Regions from separate parts of the Homo sapiens genome. Here region 2 is linked to region 1. A link is a loop called in an ENCODE intact Hi-C map of the cell type or tissue named here. Cell type or tissue: endothelial cell of umbilical vein. All regions are shown on one strand. Each heading gives the region's core, and the rest is flanking DNA. Links, peaks and the distances in the headings are about the cores only. Region 1 overlaps FAM107A (family with sequence similarity 107 member A). Region 2 overlaps FAM3D (FAM3 metabolism regulating signaling molecule D).

Region 1 (10,114 bases), core at 2,112-10,111:
CAATTCTCACCTTCTGCACACCTACAGGCCCAACACCATATGGAAGTTGCCAAGGCCTGGGGCTTGCTTCCTCTGAAGTGATGACCCAAGCTGTACCTTGGCCCCCTTTAGCTGTGGCTGGAGCTGGAGCAGCTGGGACACCATATCCTGAGCCTACACAGAGCAGTAGGGCTCTGGGCATGATCCATGAAACCATTTTTCCCTCCTAGGCTTCTGGGCCTGTGATGGGAGGGGCTGCTGTGATGGTCTTGGACATGCCCTGAAGACAGTTTCCCCATTGTCTTGGCTATTAACATTTAGCTTCTCTCTCTTTTTCTTTTTTTTTTTCTGAGACGAGGTCTTTCTCTGTCACCCAGGCTGGAGTGCAGTGGCATGATTTTGGCTCACTGCAACCTCCGCCTCCTGGGTTAAAGTAATTCTCCTGCCTCAGCCTCCCAAGTAGCTGGGATTACAGGTGCTCACCACCACACCCAGCTAATTTTTGTATTTTTAGTAGAGACGGGATTTCACCATGTTGGCCAGGCTGGTCTCTAACTCCCGACCTCAGGTGATCCACCCACCTCGGCCTCCCAAAGTTCTGGGATTACAGGCATGAGCCACCATACCTGGCCTTAAAATCTAATAAAGATTAAAATCTCCCTAGATTAACAGACAGACTTGACAATGTCGGTTCATCTTCCTCACGCAGAAAAGCACATTTGTCTTTCATTCTTTCCCTGTAGTGTCTTTTATTCCTATTCGTGTTTTATTAATTTTCTTGGAATAAATCACATATTTTGAGTTAAATTAGCATTTATTCCATTTATTTACTTGTTTAAAACATCGTATCCAATGTTACCCATTTTTTTTTCTAGCTATGTACTCCAATATAGAAATTCCTTAGGCTTTTGGGACTTTAGCTTGTGTTACTTCGTTAGGCAGAATGAGCTAGACTGTGCTGCAGTAATACAGCACTCCCAAATCTGAGTGGCTAAACACAAGTTTTTTCCTCCCTCATGCCAAGTCCACTGCTGGCATAATAAGCATCAGGACAGCTGTCCTCTGTGTGGTGAGTTAGTGAGCCAGCCTGCTTGACTTTATGCTTCTCCATCTTAATGCTCAGCCTCTGCACTTGCCACCAAGGGGAAGAGGGAGACCTGAGGATCCCTGGGTCTTCTCACTGCCTCAGCCCAGAAGTGACCCTCATCACACTCCTGCTCCTATTTCATTGACCAGAACGAGTCACAGGACTCTGCCTAAGGACAAGGGGGCTTAGAGGCAGAGTCTTCTCTGGAGAGGAGAACCAGATAGGGGAAGCCATGCTACACCCATGCCCTTGGCTTTTTGGGGTTTGGGGTTAGCAGACTCAAGCAGAAGAGAAATTCCCAGGAGTTGTTTTAAAATAACAGTGAAAAGGTTAGATAATATGGGGGCACTCGGAGCTGGTGTCAGAAGGTGTGAGGTGATACCTCCCCCCAAAAAATAAGGGCTGGGAGAAGGGCAGGGGGTCTTGAGGTGGGCCAGCCATTGGGGAGGGATGGATGTCAGACAAGTTTAGGGACTGAGAAAAGTAAGTGAGTGGACACAGGACCTGGAAGGGTCTGGTCAGCAAGAGACATGAGGGAATGGAGCTACCAGGGACAGGAAGAGGATGATAATGAACTTTCCCTGAGTGCTGGCCCTGTGCTTGGTGCTTGCCAAGTACTTTATGCTTGTTAACTAAGTCCTCTAACAATCTTTGAGGCTGGTACTCTTGGAACTACCATTTGACAGATGAGGAACTCAGAGATGTTAAGTCACTTGTCCCGGGTCACCAGCTGTGGGGGTGCCAGAGCTGGATCCCCTACCTTTCCCAAGAATCTAAAGTCTGCGCGAATTTGTAGCCTAAGCTGTTAATAATCGTGCTGTGTCACTTTGTCAAGATATCCATAAAAGAGAGAGCGAGGGAGGGAGAAGGAAGTGCCATCCTTGAAATGTGTCCAGCCCTGCACTAGGCACTGGTGTAAATGTCCCAGAAACTGCTGGACACATAACCATCCTCAACACATATCTCTCTCCTTCCCCCAGTTTCCTGAGCTAAGGGCAGAGATGTGGACTTCTGTGCCCCATTTGGCCACTGTCTTTTCTTTTTTTCTTTTTCTTTCTTCTTCTTTTTTTTTTTTTTTGAGATGGAGTCTTGCTCTGTCACCCAGGCTGGAGTGCAGTGGCACGATCTCAGCTCACTGCAACCTCCGCCTCTTGGGTTCAAGCAATTCTCCTGCTTCAGCCTCCTGAGTAGCTGGGATTTCAGACACCCATCACCATGCCTGGCTAATTTTTGTGTTTTTAGTAGAGATGGCGTTTCACTATGTTAGACAGGCTGGTCTCGAGCTTCTGACCTCAGGCGATCCACCTGCTTGGCCTCCCAAAGTGCTGGGATTATAGGTGTGAGCCACCACGCCTGGCCAGCCACTGTCTTTTCTAAGAGCCGTGAGTGAGATGGGGCTGGGATTCTTGTCCCAGGGGCCTACTCTGCCAGATTGGTAAAGGCGGGGCTGCCTGCCGGCAGGGAAGGAGGAAGGGGGAAGGCTGTTTGGCCTCAGCATGCTTGCAGAATATTTCTGGTGACAGATGGGAAAGCTTGAATGTGGGTGCTTTGCAAAACATCCTCCTGCAGCCTCCACCAGCGAGTGCTGCCAGGATAATAAAGCCAGACAGATGTGGGTTCAGATAAAATGGGGGTAATGACAGTCTTGGGGATTAAATGAGAGAATTCATATAAAGTGCTGAGCACAGTTCCTGGCACAGGCACTAGATGTTCAATGAGTGCGCTCTCATTACCCTTGTCACAGATGTTTAAAATGGAAAATGAGGTTCAGCAAGTTGCCCAGGCTTGTGACAAATAAGTGGCAGAGCTGGGGCTTGAATCCAGGTCTGGGCCATAGAATTAGCTCTTGTCTCCCCACCCCACTGCCCCAGCAGGACCAGAGCTGAGCAGTTCACCTGGGATTTTAGCAATATAGAATCACAGGAAGAATGTTCCTGCCTTTCCCATAAAAATGCTGTTTTGAAAACAGAACATTATGTAATTAATGTCCTTTCTCGGGCAGATTTGAGCTCTGATTCCTCTTGGCATTTTATGTTAAAAAGAAGTTTTTCTTTTCTGGCAAGCCTGCATGATTGCTAATAACAGTGGAGCAAAATAATTTTTGCTACAGCTAGGAAAAGAATTTTTCCTCAATCCTCATGAGTTCTTAGTTGGGACGGACCCCTGTAACAAGACAGATTGACGAGAAAAACAGTTTAGTGACGCGTGCAATGCATATCACGTGGCCGCAACTTCAGTGAAAAGTAACTCAAAGCAGTAGCTTAGAACTCTGGCTTATGTAACCTCTTCAACAAAGAACAATAAATCTGTGGAGAAATGACAGGACAAAGGTAAGCAGTTTTAGGCTTCCAACAGCTGGAAGCTCAGGAAGGTAAATATATGGGAGGAAACCACTGGAGTGAGGTTTCCTTGCAGATTCCTCTGGTGCCATCTCTGAGCTCTTAGGAGTCTAGAGTTGTCTCCAGTAAAGGTGAATTTATATCCTGCCTCTAGGCAGATAAGGGGGAGGGTGGAGGGAGTTTTCCTGTGTTTGCTGCTTCTTAATTGCCTTCAACTCAAAAATAATTTTACGTCAAAGAGGATACTTTGGGGGGACATATCCTTTGACAGCCACTATAGGTTGAGTTCTTACTATATTCCAGGCCTAGGCCTCATTGCTTTACAAACAAACTCTCATTTAATTCGGAAGACCCTGTGGAGTAAGTACTTTGACATCTGTTTTACAGTTTAGGAAACTGAAGTGCAGTTTTTCCTAAAATTGTTGCTAGTGGATGGTCGAGACAGGATTTGAAGCTAGGTTTTGGAATTTTTCTGGTTTTTGTCTTTTTTTTTTTTTTTTTTTTTTTTTTGAGACGGAGTCTCGCTCTGTCACCAGGCTGGGGTGTAGTGGCATGATCTTGGCTCACTGCAAGCTCTGCCTCCCGCGTTCAAGCGATTCCCCTGCCTCAGCCTCCTGAGTAGCTGGGACTACAGGCGCCTGCCACCGCGCCCGCTAGTTTTTCGCATTTTAGTAGAGACAGGGTTTCACCATGTTGGCCAGGATGGTCTTGATCTCCTGACCTCATGATCTGCCTGCCTCGGCCTCCCAAAGTGTTGGGATTACAGGCATGAGCCAGTGTGTCCAGCCTGGTTTTTGTCTTTTTTTGGCCATGGGATCTGTGTTTAAATGGAAATACATGGAAACAAACATTGAGCTGCTCTAATTAAAGTTGAGAAAAGTGGTGATGAGGGCAAGGAGATTATAAATGGCTTGGTGTCACTCCTCACTTCCCCCATGAAGCAAAATTTGAAAATCACTGAATTGTTCTGCTTTCTATGACTCCTTCTATGTTTATAGATAAAGATTGGATTTCCTTTTCTGCCTTGCCTTCTGGGAGGCTCAGGCCTTCTTTGTTTTACTCAGTCATGCTAATTCTCTTCAAATTGGGGTTCTGGACCAGGCACAGTGGCTCGCGCCTGTAATCCCAGCACTTTGGGAGGCCGAGGTGGGCGAATCACTTGAGGTCAGGAGTTCGAGACCAACCTGGCCAACATGGCAAAACCCCATCTCTACTAAAAATACAAAAATTAGCTGGGCATGGTGGCACATGCCTGTAATCCCAACTACTCGGCAGGCTGAGGCACGAGAATTGCTTGAACTTGGGAGGTGGAGGTTGCAGCTGCATTCTAGCCTGGGCAACAGAGTGAGACTTTGTCACAAAAAAACAAAACAAAAACCAAAACAAACTGGAATTCTGAAATAATTTTCTGTTTCCCATCTTCCCATTACAAAGCCCTTCTTTTACTCTGTGATCACCCTTTAATCAGGCTGGCATGGTGGCTCTCGCCTGTAATCCCAGCACTTTGGGGAGGCTAAGGTGGGAGGATCGCTTGTGCCCAGGAGTTTGAGACCAGCCTAGGCAACATCACAAGACTCCTATCTCTAAAAAAAAAGAAAAAAGAAAAAAAGTTAGCTGGATGTGGTGGTGTGCACCTGTAGTTCCAGCTACTTGGGAGGCTGAGGCAGGAGGATTGGTTGAGCCTAGGAGTTGGAGGTTACAGTGAGTCATGATCGTTCCACTGATCTCCAGCCTAGGCAGCAGAGTGAGAACTTGTCTCAAAAAAAAAAAAAAAAAAAAAAAAAAATCAAGAACCCCGAACCAACACTCATAATTTACAGTTGCCCCAGGCTGTGGCTTAATGATTAAGACGAACACAAGTGACTGACTTGGGGGCAGAGGGCTGGCTGGTGTTTGTGTTGAGGGGAGTGTTTTCAGCATCCCTGGATATGCCAGTCTGCCTGTGCCCCCACAGCTCTCTCCCTCTACGGGGCATGCCTGAGGTTGGCTTTGCAGGAGGAGTGAGCGTTTTATCTTGGACAATGGGAAGGTTGAGCTTAGGTGCCCTGATCCCATGGGAAACCCTTCCTTGGAGGAGGGAGCCCTGGCTCACTTAGCTATTGCCAGGCAACCTGGGAACATGACTGGTGTTCCTCATTGGGCAGTCCTGCTCATCTCTCTATAAGGTCCTTTCTAGGAAGTAGACGAGTACATGTAATGAAAGGGCTAGCTTTGGAAAACAAGCCCAGCCCCATGTCCTCCTCTCTGGATGAGTGTCAGCCAAAAATCAACTCAAAACATCTCCTTGCTGTGGACTGAAGATTTGTCTCCCCCTTATTCATATGTCAAACCCTCATCCCCAGTGGCATGGTATTTGGAGATGGGGCCTTTGGAGGTAATCAGGGTTAGTTGAGGTCATGAGGATGGGGCCTTCATGATGAGATTAGTGTCCTTATAAAAAAGACACCAGAGAGCTTGCTTTCTCTTCTCCCTCTCGCCCAGTGTGAGGACACAGTGAGAAGGTGACCATCTGCAAGCCAGAAAGACAGCCCTCACCAGAAAACAACCATGAGGGCACCTTGATCTTAGACTTCTAAGCCTCCAGAACTGTGAGAAAATACATTTCTGGCTGGGCACGGTGACTCACGCCTGTCATTCTAGCACCTGAGGAGGCCAAAGCAGGTGGATCACCTGAAGTCAGGAGTTCGACACCAGCCTGGGCAACATGGTGAAATCCCATCTATACTAAAAATACAAAAATTAGCTGGGCATGGTGGCAGGCACCTGTAATCCCAGCTACTTGGGAGGCTGAGGCAGGAGAATTGCTTGAACCTGGGAGGTGGAGGTTGCAATGAGCTGAGATTGTGCCACTGCACTCCAGCCTGGGCGACAGAGCAAGACTGTCTCAAAAAAAAAAAAAAAAAAAAAAAGAAAAAGAAAAAGAAAATGAAAATAGATTTCTGTTGTTTAAGCCACCCAGTCTATGTTCTGTTACGGCAGCCTGAGCTGACTAGGACATCCAGACAGAAGGAGATTAAGGCAATTAGTTCTGTTCTTCTGAAGTCTGGCAGGTGGGGGCACTGTAAGGCAAGAAACTAGCAGGAGTGAGGTGGTTACTGGTTTAGTGGGTCTTTGGAGGCACTGAAAAATCAAATTGTTTACGTTACTGCTCAGCAATGGGAATGCAAAGAATGCAAGGAATCCCATCACAATGGTAGATTCTGACTTTTTTTTTTTTGGAGAAGGAGTCTCTCTCACACAGTGTGGAATGCAGTGGTATGATCTCTGCAACCTCCACCTCCCGGACTCAAGCGATTCTCTTGCCTCAGCCACCAAGTAGCTGGGACTACAGGCACGTGCCACCACGCCCAGCTAATTTTTGTATTTTTAGTAAAGACAGGGCTTTTTCATGTTGGTCGGGCTGGTCTTGAACTCTTGGCCTCAAGTGATCGCCCACCTCGGCCTCCCAACGTGCTGGGATTACAGGTGTGAGCCACCGTGCCCAGTCGATCCTGATCCTGGTTGAATTTGTGGGTGGAGGCGTCTGGGGCATCTGGGGATGGAGTTTAGCAGCAAGTGGACATTCCTCACCCCAGAACTAAGGTAGGTCTGCATTGACCTGAGTCCTTTTTTTTTTTGAGATGGAGTCTCGCTCTGTTGCCCAGGCTGGAGTGCAGTGGCAAGATCTTGGCTCACTGCAGCCTCTGCCTCCCGGGTTCCAGAGATTCTCCTGCCTCAGCCTCCTGGGTAGCTGAGATTACAGGTGTGTGCCACATGCCTGGCTAATTTTTGTATTTTTAGTAGAGACGAGGTTTCACCACATTGGCCAGGCTGGTCTCGAACTCCTGACCTCAGGTGATCCACCCGCCCCAGCCTCCCAAAGTGCTGGGATTACAGGCGTGAGCCACTGCGCTCGGCCGAGTCTGTTTTTATAGTGCAGAGGTTAAGTATTTCAAGTTCAGACAGACAAATGGCAGATAAAGTAGGTCCCTGAATCCCATGGAGCATGGTCAGGCTGGTGCAGGGGCCTCCTAGGAGCACTTTCCAGGAGCAAGGCCTGGCTGTAGTGGAAAGAATGCAGACTCTGCAGACAGGTCACTCTGGGTGAGAATCACATCTCTCCTGGGGCATTGCCTTATGTCTTCTGGCAAGGCCCTTCACTTACCTGAGCCCAGGTGTCTTCATCTGCAGAGTGGGGAGGAAGACATCTGATTGTCATGGGTGCTGACATTGCTGGCCCCCTATAAATGCAGTGACTGTCAGACCTCTGAGCCCAAGCTAAGCCATCGTATCCCCTGTGACCTGCACGTATACATCCAGATGGCCTCTAAGGAATGACAAAAGAAGTGAAAATGGCCTGTTCCTCCCTTAACTGATGACTTTACCTTGTGAAATTCCTTCTCCTGGCTCATCCTGGCTCAAAAGCTCCTCCGCTGAGTACCTTGTGACCCCCCACCCCTGCCTGCCAGAGAACAACCCTCCTTTGACTGTAATTTTCCTTTACCTACCCAAATCTTATAAAATGGCCTCACCCCATCTCCCTTTGCTGACTCTCTTTTCGGACTCAGCCCGCCTGCACCCAGGTGACATAAATAGCCTTGTTGCTCACACAAAGCCTGTTTGGTGGTCTCTTCACACAGATATGAGTGAAAGTGATCATTACTGACATCCATTCACAACTTTCCGGGGTGCCTAACTATTTTCAGGGCCCTGGATAAAGGTGAGCAGAATCAGACAGGGTCCCACCCTCACAGGGTTTGGAGTCAGTATAATCTCAAGTGTGGTGAGGCTGCCCTGCCAAATCTCCTGTGGTGTGAGGACTCTTGTGACACACACGCTGCAGGACCAGGGTTGGAGGGTCCCTTCACATCCTAAGGTCAGCCCTCTCTCCCAGGTTTTGTGTTTAGTGCTGGTTTGCCATTGACAGGGGCATTCTGCAAACCCAAACCAGGACCCGAGAGAGTGTGGCCCCCGCAAGAACGGGGGTTGCTGTCTTGGCTCCCTGTTTAGGGAGAGGTCTGAAGTCAGAGCTGCTGCAGCAGCCTTTTGCTTCTCCATGGTCTCCAGGCTTGAGTGATGGCCTCATCATCAGCCTTCAGGGATGATCTGACTCTCTAGACACTCCTGTGGTGTGCAGGAGCCATGCGGCTCTGATGCGGGTCCTGCCAGCATGATGCCAGTGAGGCCCAGGTATATTGATGAATGCCCAAGTGGGCAGATGAGGGCTTCCCAGCAAATGGATATCTGTGGGTCAGGGTGGAAACCGTGGAGGAAGGAGGCAGGTAGGGCCTTCTCTGGTTGCTATGGGCTGGACCTGGGAGAAGGCTAGGTGTATTGCAGAGGGAGAAGGGGTTTCTCATTCTTTCATTCGACAAACACTTCCTGAGCATCTTCTCTAGGCCTTGTGCACTAGGGATTCAGAGTAAACAAGATAGACAAGAATCTTTGCCCTCATGGAGCTGACATTATCATTAGGAGGGACACACGAGACAAATCAGTAAAATATAGAATATGTTCAATGGTGATAAACAGTAAGGGGGAAAAAGAAGGCAAGGCAGGCAGAGGAAGACTGCAGAAGTTGAGATTTTAGATGGGGTGGCTAAAGGGGACCTCATTTAGAAGAAGTGTGATAAAAGACCTGAAGAAAGCAAGGGAGTGGGCCGCGAGGCTCTTGGAGGGAAGGATACTCCTGGCTGGGGAAGAGCAGGTGGAAAGGCATGGAGATGGGGCATGCCTGGAGAGGGTAGGAGGCCAGCACAACTGGGACTGTGTGAGCAAGTGGGAGAGTGCAGGAAGGAGGTCGGAGGCTAAGAGGGAGCTGGACTCGCAGGACCACCTGGAATGCAGGAGAGACTCCACTGGGAGCCCAGGGAGGGCTCTGTGCAGAGTCGCAAGTTCTGCCTTAGACTGGAGGAAGATCATTTTGGCTCCTCTGTTGAGAACAGGGTGTAGGGACAAGGCCAGTAGGGGAGACCAGTTGGGAGGAGACCACTGCAGTCATCAGATGAGGGGGAGGCACTGCACCTTTGTTCTCTACTGTGTCCCAGCCTATGGCATGCATCCTGGCATGGAGCAGGAACTCGATAAATATTTGTTGAATGATGTGTGCTTTAGTCATGTCCAAGTACCAGTTTTCAGACTCATGCTAGGTAGGCTATATGGGGAAGGTGCAGAAAAACAGATCCCAGGCATTGCAGCTGGGGATCCTGATCCAATAGGCTTCTGATGGGAAAGTTGAATCTGGATTTTTAGCACAGCCTGCAGGTAATTTTGGACAGGCAGGGACTGGCCTTCTGTGTCAGTTAGGGATGATTTTGGTTGCAAGTAACAGAGACTGACCAACAATGGTTTAAACAAAGAGGGATTTATTTTATTTACAAGAATTCTGGAGAAGGATGGCGGCTGGTATTGGCTTGGTGAAATAATGATAGGGTCAATGACTCTGTGATTCTCTTGGCCTTTTTGTCATGGTAGCAAAGTGGCTGCTGTGGCTCCAGGCATCACACCCTCAATCAAGGTAGGAAGAAGAGGCCCAGGGAGGTGTTAGCCATGCCTGTGTCTTTTATTGGAAAAGCTTTCCCAGAAGCCCAGGTAGACTTCCTCTTCAATTTCATTGGCCACACCTGATCACATAGCCATCCTAAGCTGCAAAGGAGACTGGAACAGTGAAAATCTGGATTTACAGCCTCCACAGTTGGAGTGGCTGGAGATACAGAGTTGGGACGACCCC
Region 2 (10,640 bases), core at 1,351-9,350, 99 kb after region 1:
CTCAAGGCCTCCACAAATAACCGCACACTGGACTTGCTGTGCAGCTTCCAGACAAGCCACAGCTCCCTGGCCCCTGCCTCATGGCCAGATTGCTTTCTGATTCCCCATGTGATTGGGGAACAACCCCACACATGGGGACGAGCCACCTGGAGTTCCCTTTCTTTACAGGGACCGGAAAGCAGGCTCCATTTCACATCCCTGCTACCTTCTGAATCAGACCCACCCATTCTGCTCTGACTCTTGAGGCACAGGCCCAGCTGTGGCACCCCTCCCTCTGACCTCCCTGTTGGCATCTCCCCTGCTCCCCAGCCCCGAATTCAGCTCTAGAGCCTTGAACTAGTCTCTGACTACTCAGGCTGGGGAGAAGGCCCGCCGGGTCCTGTGGGGTGGGATGCAGGTCTGTGGGGATCCCTGGTCTTCAATGGCACAGCACGGATCTAGGCACCCAGAATTCCTCTTGGGTATCAGCTCATGTTCACCCAGCACTCAATTTTGTGCCAGGCACCATGTGAGCAACTTTTGAATACATTATCTCAGTTCATTCTCTGAGTAACCCTATGTGCTGGATACATTGATTATTCCCATTTTACATATGAGGAAACTGAGAGGCGGTCACTTCCCCACTGTCACTTGGCTAGTAAGTGTCAAAAGTGGGGTTTACACCCAGAGAAGTAAGCCGACTTCAAAACCCTGTGCCCCTGACTCCTTACAGCTGTTCTAGAATGTAAATGAGGCAGGTGCATTTCGTGTCTGCTGCCTCAGTTTCCCTATCTGTACAAAGGGGGATACAGTATGAGGGTGTGGACTAGAAGGCCTTTGCCTCCCTCTAGAATTTTTATGGTATAAAAATTCTAGAATAGCCCTCCTCGAGGTAAATATTTTTGTCTCTAATTTCCAACCAGGCCAAGTGTTTCCAAGATGGGCAGTCTCAATGATCCCAGCCATGTGGGGCCTCTGTGCAAAAGTTCCTCATGCCTTTCAGCCTAGAGACAGGAAGTCGCCTCTTCTACTCTTCCAGCCTCCCCTGGATTGCTTTCCTCCTGGAATTCGGGCCTGACCATTTGAGAACAGATACAGCCAAATCACTGTGAGCCCAGGATGGGTGGACACAGCTGACAGAAAAATGACTCCAAAACCAATTTCAGAGCCTACCTGACACTCTCATCCTGTCCAGGTGAAGGGTGGCTTGGGGTCAGCTTCCACCTATGGAGAGAAGAAAATCCAGTCGGAAACTGGCATCAGGTCTGCAAGTGATCAAGCCTGAAGATGAGGGAAAGGGACCTCTAACTGTGGAGATCATAATTCTTTCAGTTGGGTTCCTCACCACCTGCCATATGAACAAGAGGGCAATTTTCCTCCTTTCCTGTCTGCCTCCATGTCTCCTTCACTCTTGCCCCTGGAGTTTTATATTCAATTCTCCATGTTTTTTTGAAGTGCAGAGATTAGAAAGTAGAGGAAGGTGTAGTCTGGTAAGCCACTGTCTTTTGGGAGATTTGATTTATTCACTTATCCATCTATCCATTTGTTCATCCATCTCTTCACCCATCCATTCATCAACCCATCAGTTGATTAATCCATCCTTCCATCCATCCATCCTCTATCTGTTCACTTTTCCATCCATCTGTCTATCCTCTATCTACCTGTCCATCCATCCTTTCAGCTGTCTATTTAGCCCTCCTTCCCTTCCTTCCTTCCTTCCTACCAGCCAGCCAGGGAGGTTGAGCTAGCTAGCTGCAGTGAAACCATCAGGGAGCAGAAGCCCAATCGATCTTTGTTTATTGTACCAAGATAAAGAGTAATCACAACTCACGTATTGCAGGTGACTTTGTGCCAGGTGCCATCTATGCATTATCTCTTTAATCCTCACAACCCCCATGTTAGGGATGAGTAAGCAAGACCCACCATGGCTAAGTTCAGGGTTATTCAGCTTGCAAGGGTGAGAGCCAGAATTTGGATGCAGGTTTCTGGCTGCTGAACACTCCCTGAAACCCCTCTTCATCTGTCCTACTGCGGTCTCACTGCCAAGAATTTTTATCTCAGAGGAGGGTTGAAACCAAAGTTTTCTCCCTTATTCAGTTCTGAGCAGGGCAGGGTCATCTTTCTCTTCACCTCCCCCTGTGTCACCCCCCAGGTGCTGGGCAGTTACCAGTGATTTGCAGCTTTGAAACCCCCAGAAGGTCTGTGGAGACTTAGAGGACAGGAGGTCTTTGGTCCCAGACTTCCCACACCAGCTCCAAGGCAGCAGGTAACCTTCTCTGACTGTGATGACCTCTCCCACAACTCTTCCTGTCCCCTGCCCACCCCAGAGTCTTTATCCTAAAAATCCATCTCAACAGACATGGTCTCCAAAGTTCAACTGCCAAAGGCTCAGACCTGAGACAGGAGACTGGGCTCATGCCTGGCACAGCCCCCAACACCCTCTTCAACCTTGAGCAAGTCTATTCGCCTCCTTGGCCCTCCATATGTACATTGAGAGGTGCTCGGGCTGAACCAGTCCTTAATGTTTAAGCAACAATAACAGCAACAGCAGCAGCAACTGCAAAACCACACCTCCTCTTGTGAATTGTAACAGTCCTCCCACCACCCTGATCCTACTCCTCTAGGGCCTTCCAGATTAGAAAACCAAGCTGTCACCTGGCTCTACCCACAGAAAAATTGTGGAACTTTAACTTCCTGAAATTCAGATTACCAGCTTCTTTTTTCCAGATAAAAAATATATTATGATCACGACTACGCTTTGGATGCGACCTACAGTCCAGGAACCTAGGTTCTTGGATGAGACTCAAAAGACACTCGGAGGAACCCCATGTTAGAGGAGCCAGGAGAGTCGGTGGCCGGACAGGATGGAAGGACAGGGACAGGGTCAGAGAGATGGGGTTGGATGGACAGACAGACATGAATATTCACAGAGGGTGTGTACAGAGACACTCCAGTCTGGGACAGAGTTGAAGGGGGAGACGGAGAGAAGGGGCGGGGTGGTGGGGAAGAGAGAGAGAGAGAGAGAGAATGAGAAGAGGGAGACACAACAAGTACTTTTAATATGCGCACACACAGATTCAAAGAGAAACACTCAGAGACAGACAAGAGAGATAGGGACAGAGACAGAGGGTAGGGGACACACACCTGGGCAGAGGGTTAGCCTCTTGCTGTCCTGTCCATGCTGAGCAGGAAATCTGGCTTCAGGGCAGTGGGGTGGAGAGGGGCAGGGGCCAGGGGTCAGTCCCCATTGGGCGGTGAGGGCTCCCCAGCCTGCTCTTCCTCTGGGCTGAGTTGCCCTCCCAGCACCTGCAGAGCTACCTGGTGTCGTGAGTTTCTAGCCTGCTCACCCTGGCAGCCCGTGAGTGCTCTGGAGCTGGGGCCCAGGACTGGCCTGCTGGGGTGGGGAGGGGGAAAGACACTCGGAGCAGGTACACAGGGTGGAGCAAGAATCCCTCTGTAGCCACCCAAACCCAAAAGAGTGTGTTTTCTCCTTCCTGTTGGAGATTGTCCCAACCTGTTATTCAGGTTACAAAGTTGCCCGGCAAAGGAACGAGGAGAAAAGTTCTATTGCCCTGGATGCTTACCTAGCCAGCCTAGCATGGCTAAGTCCGCTTAGGGGTGGTGTATGTGCAAGTGGCAGTGGAAAGGGAGGGGGCAGGTCTGGGGACAAGGTGGGGTTGGTGAAGGCATGAATCACTGCAAGCCACCCCGTTCCTCCCATTGTCTGTCCTCACTGTCCTTGGACCTCTTCCTCTGAACTGCCCTTCCCCATAGCTCCCTTCTCATTTCTGACTGCAGGTCAGCCGTGTGTGTAAGCCCCAAGCCTCTCTTTTCAATGGCAGGCCTAGGATGCGGGGCATTGAGGAAGTGCTGGATGAATATTTGGAAACTGAATGAATTGAATTCTTGCATCGTCCTGGAAGGTTAGAATGATTAAACCACCAGATAGAGAAGAAAGTTGAAGTTCAGAAAGGGCAAGTCACTTGTCTAGGGCCACACAGTCAGTTGTGGAGCTCATTTCCAAAGCATTCCCTGAGCATCCCTGGGAAGATTGGGGGAGATAGGGCTGTGAGCAAGACAAGTTCTGGAGCAGCCCCGGGCCTTTGCACTTGCGAGTCCCTCTGTCTGAATACGGTTCTCCTATTTCTTTGTCTGGAATACTCCTTTGTCTGGAATCCTTCAGGTCTCATTGGAGAAATCACTTCTGGGAAGCCTTCCCTGACTCTCTGAGTCAAGGTTCAACACCTACCTGTGGTCCTGGATGGGAGCACATCCATCATGGCACCCGCCCTGTCATAAGGGTCTGGCCAATCAGAGCTTTGCAATTTCCCTGTGATTGGTTCAGGAGTGAGCATGTGACCCAAGCAAGGCCAACCAGACTTTTCCCTGCAATTGATGTATGGGAAACTGGGGAGAGAGAGGCTCTCTTCTCCCTGGAGATGCTAAGCTAGATGTGATAAGTCTGGGGCTACTGAGGTCCCATCCTCAACCACTACGGTGCATCCCTCCTGTGGTAGACGTGTCCTGCCAGCAGATGCAAATACAGGGGCAGAGCAGCTGGGGCAATGCATGTGATCTTGGTCTTAAAAGCATCAGGCAGCGAAAACCTGTGATACTGGGAGAAGAGAACGAATTTGTGGATCAGACAGACCTGGGTTTGCCACTTACTAGTTGTGTGTTTTTCCGCACATCTCTCCAGGCTTTGATTTCTTCCTTTGTGAAAAGAAGGTGATGCTATCTACCTGTCCTGGAAGGGATGTTGGGCAGTGAGGCCACCTGTCTGGAAGGGGTCCGCCGTCCTGGCAGGGTCCACTCATCTCTTCCCTGTTGACAGGCCCCCTTCACTCTGCTGCCTCTCGCTAGTGCACCTCCAGGGCACGATTCCTATACGGATGTTTGCTCTTTCTGCAGACCCAAAATGCCATCACAGCTCCTTTCTGCCTGCCGGTCTGTGACATTTCTTAAAGGCCCTACAGGAGCCGGGATGTCAGCACTTCCTGTTGCCTGCGGCCTTCTGTACACAGGGCCTTTAATCTCAACCATGACCTGTCCCAGAGCCAAGATGGACAGAGAAAGAGATGCTGTCTCTCCAGGCTGAGAAGGTGGAGCAGTGCACCCTGGTGGAGAAAGAAGTGACTATTTTCCCTGCTTAAATCCTGGCTCCTGGCCCGGCATTCTGTGAATCTCTCCGTGAAAGCACCTTGTCAGCCTTCACAGTCAGCCCTGATTTTCAGGCCAGCTTCCCCTCCAGGGAGTGGCTCTCAAAGGCTTTCTTCGTCCGCGGCCGGATGCTAGCACCGAGGCACACAGTAGGTGTGCAGTAAATGTTGTTGGAAGGAAGGAAGTGGGTTTCCGTTTGGGAAAGGAAACTGGGAGGTAAAAAGCTAGGAGCTGCTCCCTCCATCTAAATGACTTCTTTTTTTTTCACCTCATTACTAACATTTTTCTCCGAAGTAGAAGTCTGCCCAGAAGACATGCTCAGACTCTAGGACCTAACTAGTCTCTTCTGGAAATCCAAGTCCAGCTCTTTTCCTCATTATCCCGGGAAATTCTGCAGACAGAGTGTGGTCACCAGAGGCAGAGGGGTTCCATCAGTTCTTCCTCTTCAGGCTCCTTTCTGCTCCACTTGTCTCTACCAGCAATGCTGCTTGGGCAAGGCTTCATAGCAGGGGGTGAATTCTGTGTGCATGAGTGCGGGAGATGGAAACTCTACAGAGATAGTGACAGGGCTGAGGGAGACAGACTTCAAAAGAAAGAGACAAGACTGAGGTAGAGAGACAAAGAGAATGAAAAAGAAACAGAGACACTCAGAGACTGGAAGTGGCTGGCATATTAACAGACACACAGGCACACATGTAGGCATGCATGCACGTGAGTCAGGGCACTGCCATGGGTCCTGCCCTGAAGCAGGGGGTGTGCAACCCTGCCTAGACCCAGTTGCCCCTTGCTATGAGTCTCCCATCACCCCCAAAAGCCATCCTGAACACCCGCAATTGTGACCCAGGCCTGTGTGAAGGAATCAAAGTAACCAGAGGCCCCCTTTCATCCTCTAAATGGTCCTTCTTATAAACGCCCAATATTTATGGGCAATTATTGATCATGTCGCCAATACAGACGGGGAGATAAACAGCGAATAAATCCATAAACAATAAGACTAGTGGTTTGAACAATTTGTTCCAGTGACATTTATTTTGGAAGGAAAGAAGCCCATTATTCCCATTATGCCCTGTTTTAATTTTATTTATTGGTGTTAATGGTTTTCTCCAGCTCTGGCCAATGGTAGAATTATTGGGCCAGTCAGAGCTGCATGGCGGGAAATGCAAGAAGACACGAAAATGTGCAGGATTTTTAGGGTTTTTACTCCTCAAGTTCCTAGGGTACTTCCCAGAATAAGACAACAAACGCCACATGCCAGATACTACCCTGAGACTCTGACTTATTTTAACTTGTTTAATCTTACAACAGCTCAATGAAGAAGTAAGGGAAACTGAGGCACGGCGGTCAAGTCACATAGCTGGCAAGAGTCAAAGATAGAAAAGATCCCAGAAATAAACCCAGGCGATATGTGTCAGGAGACCACACATTCTTAACCACTTTGCCCAACTCAAGCACAAGTTGTAAAGGATCACATAGTAAATATTTTGGGCTTGGCAGGCCGTATGTTCTGTTACAACTACTCAACTCTGCCTTTGTAGGAGGAAAGCAGCCACAGACAATATATAAATGAATACATGTAACTGTGTTCCAATAAAACTTTATTTATAAAAACATGTGGCCGCTGCATTTGACCTGCGGGCTGTTGTTTGCCCACCTGTGCCCTGGGTGTGGCCTCTTTTAGCTCTAGGTAGACCCGAGCCTCGGGTGTTCCTTTTGCTGAGCTTCAGCCTGCCTGTCTTTGGCTCAGCCAAGGTGAGGGAGAAGGGAGCCTCCCATGGGATAAGAGTGAGTTTCTAAGATTCTGTTCTCCCACCCCCATGTCTCTCACCAGCCAGTACCCTCCTCGGGGGGTGGCTCCATGAGCTCTGCTTTCTTGGCAGGGGTCAGCCACCTCTCTCCTCTCCTCAGATAGGTTTTAGGGAGACTTTCCTCCCATTCACCTGACAGATCATCCTCTGAAGGTGCCACGCTCAGTACCTGGCACCCAGGTCACCCTCAGTAAGTGGCAGCTCCAGTCATATTTGCACCCTTCGACTTTGCAGAGGCCTCGTGTGGCCTGGGAATTGGGAGTCTGTATAACGTGGTGGCTAAGAGTGGGGGCTTTGGTGCCCATCTAGGTCCTGTCATGGGAGCGTGGACACAGTCCTCTCTCGGCCTCAGCTTCCTTTCACATGGCCATCACGATCTCTAATTTAGTGAAGATTAAAGGCAAGAATGCACCCAAAACCCAACACCTGGCACAGAGGAAGTGCTCTGCAAGTAACAGTTGTTAATCAAGCAGGCTTTCTTGCCCTCTCCCTTGGAGATGCTCCTCGCACCCTCCATCCCCCTTCTCAAGGAGGCAGAAATAGGCTGAAGAACAGGGTGTGCTCCACATGGAAAATGGGTTCCTCCAGGTCCCAGCAGAGCAGCTGGAGAGAGAGGAAGCCATCTGGACAGACATTCAGCCCCTTCCCTGCCCTCCAGTGTCTGAGGGGATGGGGGAAATCTCAGGATACTGGACATCTGCAGGTCCATTAGCCCCAGAGGCCAGTTTGTGCCCCAGAATTTCTCTTTGCTGAGAGCTGGGTGTGTTTTCCCCAGAGAGGACAAACTGGATCAGGGTGGGGCTGGGTGGAGTATCTGGGTTCACCCCCTGGCCCCTGCAGGCCTGCTGCTGGCCTATTGGAATCACTTCAGCAGGCCAAGCATGAAGCATGAAGAGATTCACCTCCCGCCCAGTGGGTAATTTATTCATTTCCGTCTGAGACAGCTGGGTCTTGACCTCTTTAATTAACCAACGTGGTGGCCTCCACAACAAAGTCGATGGTGGCTTGGGAAGCCATTAAGAGATAAGTCTTGCCTAGGAAGGCACGGGATCAGGAGATCTCACTGAAGAAGTAATAATCTTAATAACAATCACAATAATAATTCTAATAGGTATTATTAGTATTCTGCCAATATTAAGCCCTGTGTCTTTTCATTTAATTTTCCCAACAATCTTATTGGCAGATTCTTTTTCTTAACTGCATTTACCAGTGAGGAAAGAGCTTTAGAGAGAGTAAGTGGCTGGTCCAGAGTCACATAAGTAGAATGACTTATGTGGTATGCCATCTGTGACTTTGCTAACAGTAGTGTAATAAAGTAGGGGCAGTTGGAGTTGGGGTGGTGGACATCTGTTCCCCCTTCTTCTGCTGACCACCCTAATTTTCCTTTGGGAATCAACCCCTCCCTCCGAGGCAGTTGGTGGGGGTTACTCCCTTCTCTGGCTCCAGGGGTGACTCTGTGGTCCTGGCTTAGCAGATGAGTATGATCTATCTCTGGGTTGCAGAGATGGGGTCAGACACGGGCTGGTGGCCCAAGCCAAGAAGACCAGAGCCTTCCTAGCACTTTTTGTTTGTTTTTGAAATGGAATCTTGCTCTGTTGCCCAGGCTGGAGTGCAGTGGCGATCTCAGCTCACTGCAACCTCCGCCTCCCGAGTTCAAGCGATTCTCCTGCCTCAGCCTCCCCAGTAGCTGGGACTACAGGCATCCGCCCCCATGCCCAGCTAATTATTGTATTTTTAGTAGAGACAAGCTTTCAACATGTTGGCCAGGCTGGTCTCAAACTCCTGACCTCAAGTGATCCACCTGCCTTGGCCTCCTGAAGTGCTGGGATTACAGGCCTGGGCCACCATGCCTGGTCTCCTCCTACCACTTTTGAAGGACTTTCCAGGAGAGAGGAGCTGCCTTTCTGCTGGAGTGGCTAAGTTGAGATGACTCTGAACTGGAGATGTTATGTATATCTTTGCCACCACATGAACACAGGCTGTCTGAGCATAGAACAACATGGAGAAAAGGCTCCCAGAGATGGACACAGAGTGCCGGGGGTGTCATGTGAGCCCCCAGATCTGCCTTCTTGAAGTCAGAATTATCTCTGGACTTTTCTGTTGTGTATGTCAATACCTGTCCTTTACTTGTTGGGCTGGTTTGAGCTGGTTTCTGTCACTTGCACCCAGAAAAGTCCTACCTGATACATGATTTTCCCATTTCAAACTACAGTTACATCTGCAAGAAAGACTCGGATTACACTCCCACCCTACCCCTTCCCTCCTGAGGTTTGAACACTTCAGTCCTCATGGGACCTAAAGAATCGGGCCAACTCTTGGCTTTTTCTCTGTGTCTTCAGCAACAGCCTCCTTCCTGATGGCTTCCATACCAGAAGCCACACTGCTCCTGTCATTTTCACCAGAACATTCCTCCAACACAGAACCAGTTGTACCTGCAGAAAGGTCCAAGGCCTTGGTTTTGTGCCTGGCTCCCAGCCTCTCCCCGGCCCTGCTGGGTGACTCCCAGCTCCCAGCTCCCAGCTCCATGCCTCTGCTCACAGGGATTTCTCCACCAGGGCTGCCCTCACCTGTCCTCGCCAGAGGAATTCCATACTTTGTGGAATGTGGCCTCCTTTGTGAGGTCCCCCTTCTGCAGCCTGTGCAGGCCTAGATCATTCCCTCTGCGATGTGTGTGCATGTCGGAGGGAGAGGAGTGTGGTGGCCAACAGCATGGATCCTGGAGCTGGACTGCCTGGCCATAAAGCTTCTCTCTACCGTTCATAGCCTTGCCACCTTGGGCAGGTTACCTCACCTCCTTAGGCCTCAGTAGTTCACTGCAAAATGGGGATGATAAGACCTCCCATGCAAAGTTATTGTATTTAAACCAGCTAATCCATGTACAGTACTTGGCACCATTCTATAGACACAGTCAACCCTCCATATGCGTTGCCCAGTTTTGGGACTGCTGTTTGTACTGATTACGTAGAACTTGTTCACATCTCTTGTACAGTGCAGTCCCTGACTCCTTTTACTCTCAATCATTGATGTGACTAATTTATCTGATAGGCTGTGAACTTCCTGAGACAGTGTCTAATCATTTCTGAATGCCCAGTTCCATGCAGACTGCCTGGTGCATAGAAGGTGCACAGCTTGGACAACAGCACTGTCCTATATTGTGCACCTACTACGTGGCAAGCATCATGGTAGATGCTTTGCACACATTGTCTTTTTCAAAATGCACACTGTCAAATCCCAAAGAACTTATTACCGTCCTCATTCTTTTGAGATAAGGGAGGGTCAGACAAGCCAATAAGATAGGCAACTTGCCTAAGGTCACATGGTTGGAAAAAGGGCAGAACTGGGATTCAAATGCCAAAGGCAGGGTTGCTCTCCCCACAACCTCTATGTCTTTGTCTCCCCAGGCCACACCCTTGGGGGAGCAAACCTCTGAGCCTCCAGAAGCAAGGGATTGGCACCAACTGTAGGAAATGTCTGCTCCGCTCCAGGGCACCTGCCCTCTGGGACTGCAGGCTGGGTGGGGGCTGCCAGTCCCCCAGGCAGGCTTGTCGGCTGCCCACTTGAAGTCTCACCAGGACTGCCAGTAGTAGACAGGTAGGTCTCCTCCAAGGGGGAGCAGCTGCCCCAGCACCAGGAAATGTTGGCAAATGATGACTTCGAGCATCCCCCACCGCAGGGAAGTGCCAATGAGGAAGTTAG

What was found. Hi-C counts contacts between places; a loop is a spot of excess contacts. Peaks named below come from ENCODE experiments on the same cell type or tissue, not always from the same donor. Only the 100,000 strongest peaks of a DNase experiment are listed, where the experiment ranks them.
Region 2: it touches region 1 in a loop (14-fold over the local background); 1 of 110 quality-filtered maps calls a loop at or near these places.

The regions. Positions count from the first base shown.
Region 1 is chr3:58,554,385-58,564,498 of GRCh38, forward strand. It overlaps FAM107A (family with sequence similarity 107 member A), which reads right to left. Exons shown (of 4, transcript NM_001076778.3): 4 at 9,733-10,114. All of the region lies in intron 1 of LOC107984079 (a long non-coding RNA gene), which reads left to right. Among named protein-coding and RNA genes, the nearest start is that of FAM107A, 18 kb to the right of the region's middle. RefSeq lists enhancers at 5,910-6,910, 6,911-7,411, 7,412-7,912, 7,913-8,913. In endothelial cell of umbilical vein, for the core only: a CTCF peak has its summit at 6,458; a DNase peak (open chromatin) is centred at 6,537; H3K27ac peaks cover 1,662 bases.
Region 2 is chr3:58,654,399-58,665,038 of GRCh38, forward strand. It overlaps FAM3D (FAM3 metabolism regulating signaling molecule D), which reads right to left. Exons shown (of 10, transcript NM_138805.3): 2 at 1,153-1,203. The coding sequence starts at 1,165. LOC105377109 (a long non-coding RNA gene) reads left to right here and starts at 10,235. Exons shown (of 3, transcript XR_940879.3): 1 at 10,235-10,535. In endothelial cell of umbilical vein, for the core only: a CTCF peak has its summit at 5,099 (motif pointing left); a DNase peak (open chromatin) is centred at 5,093; H3K27me3 peaks cover 207 bases.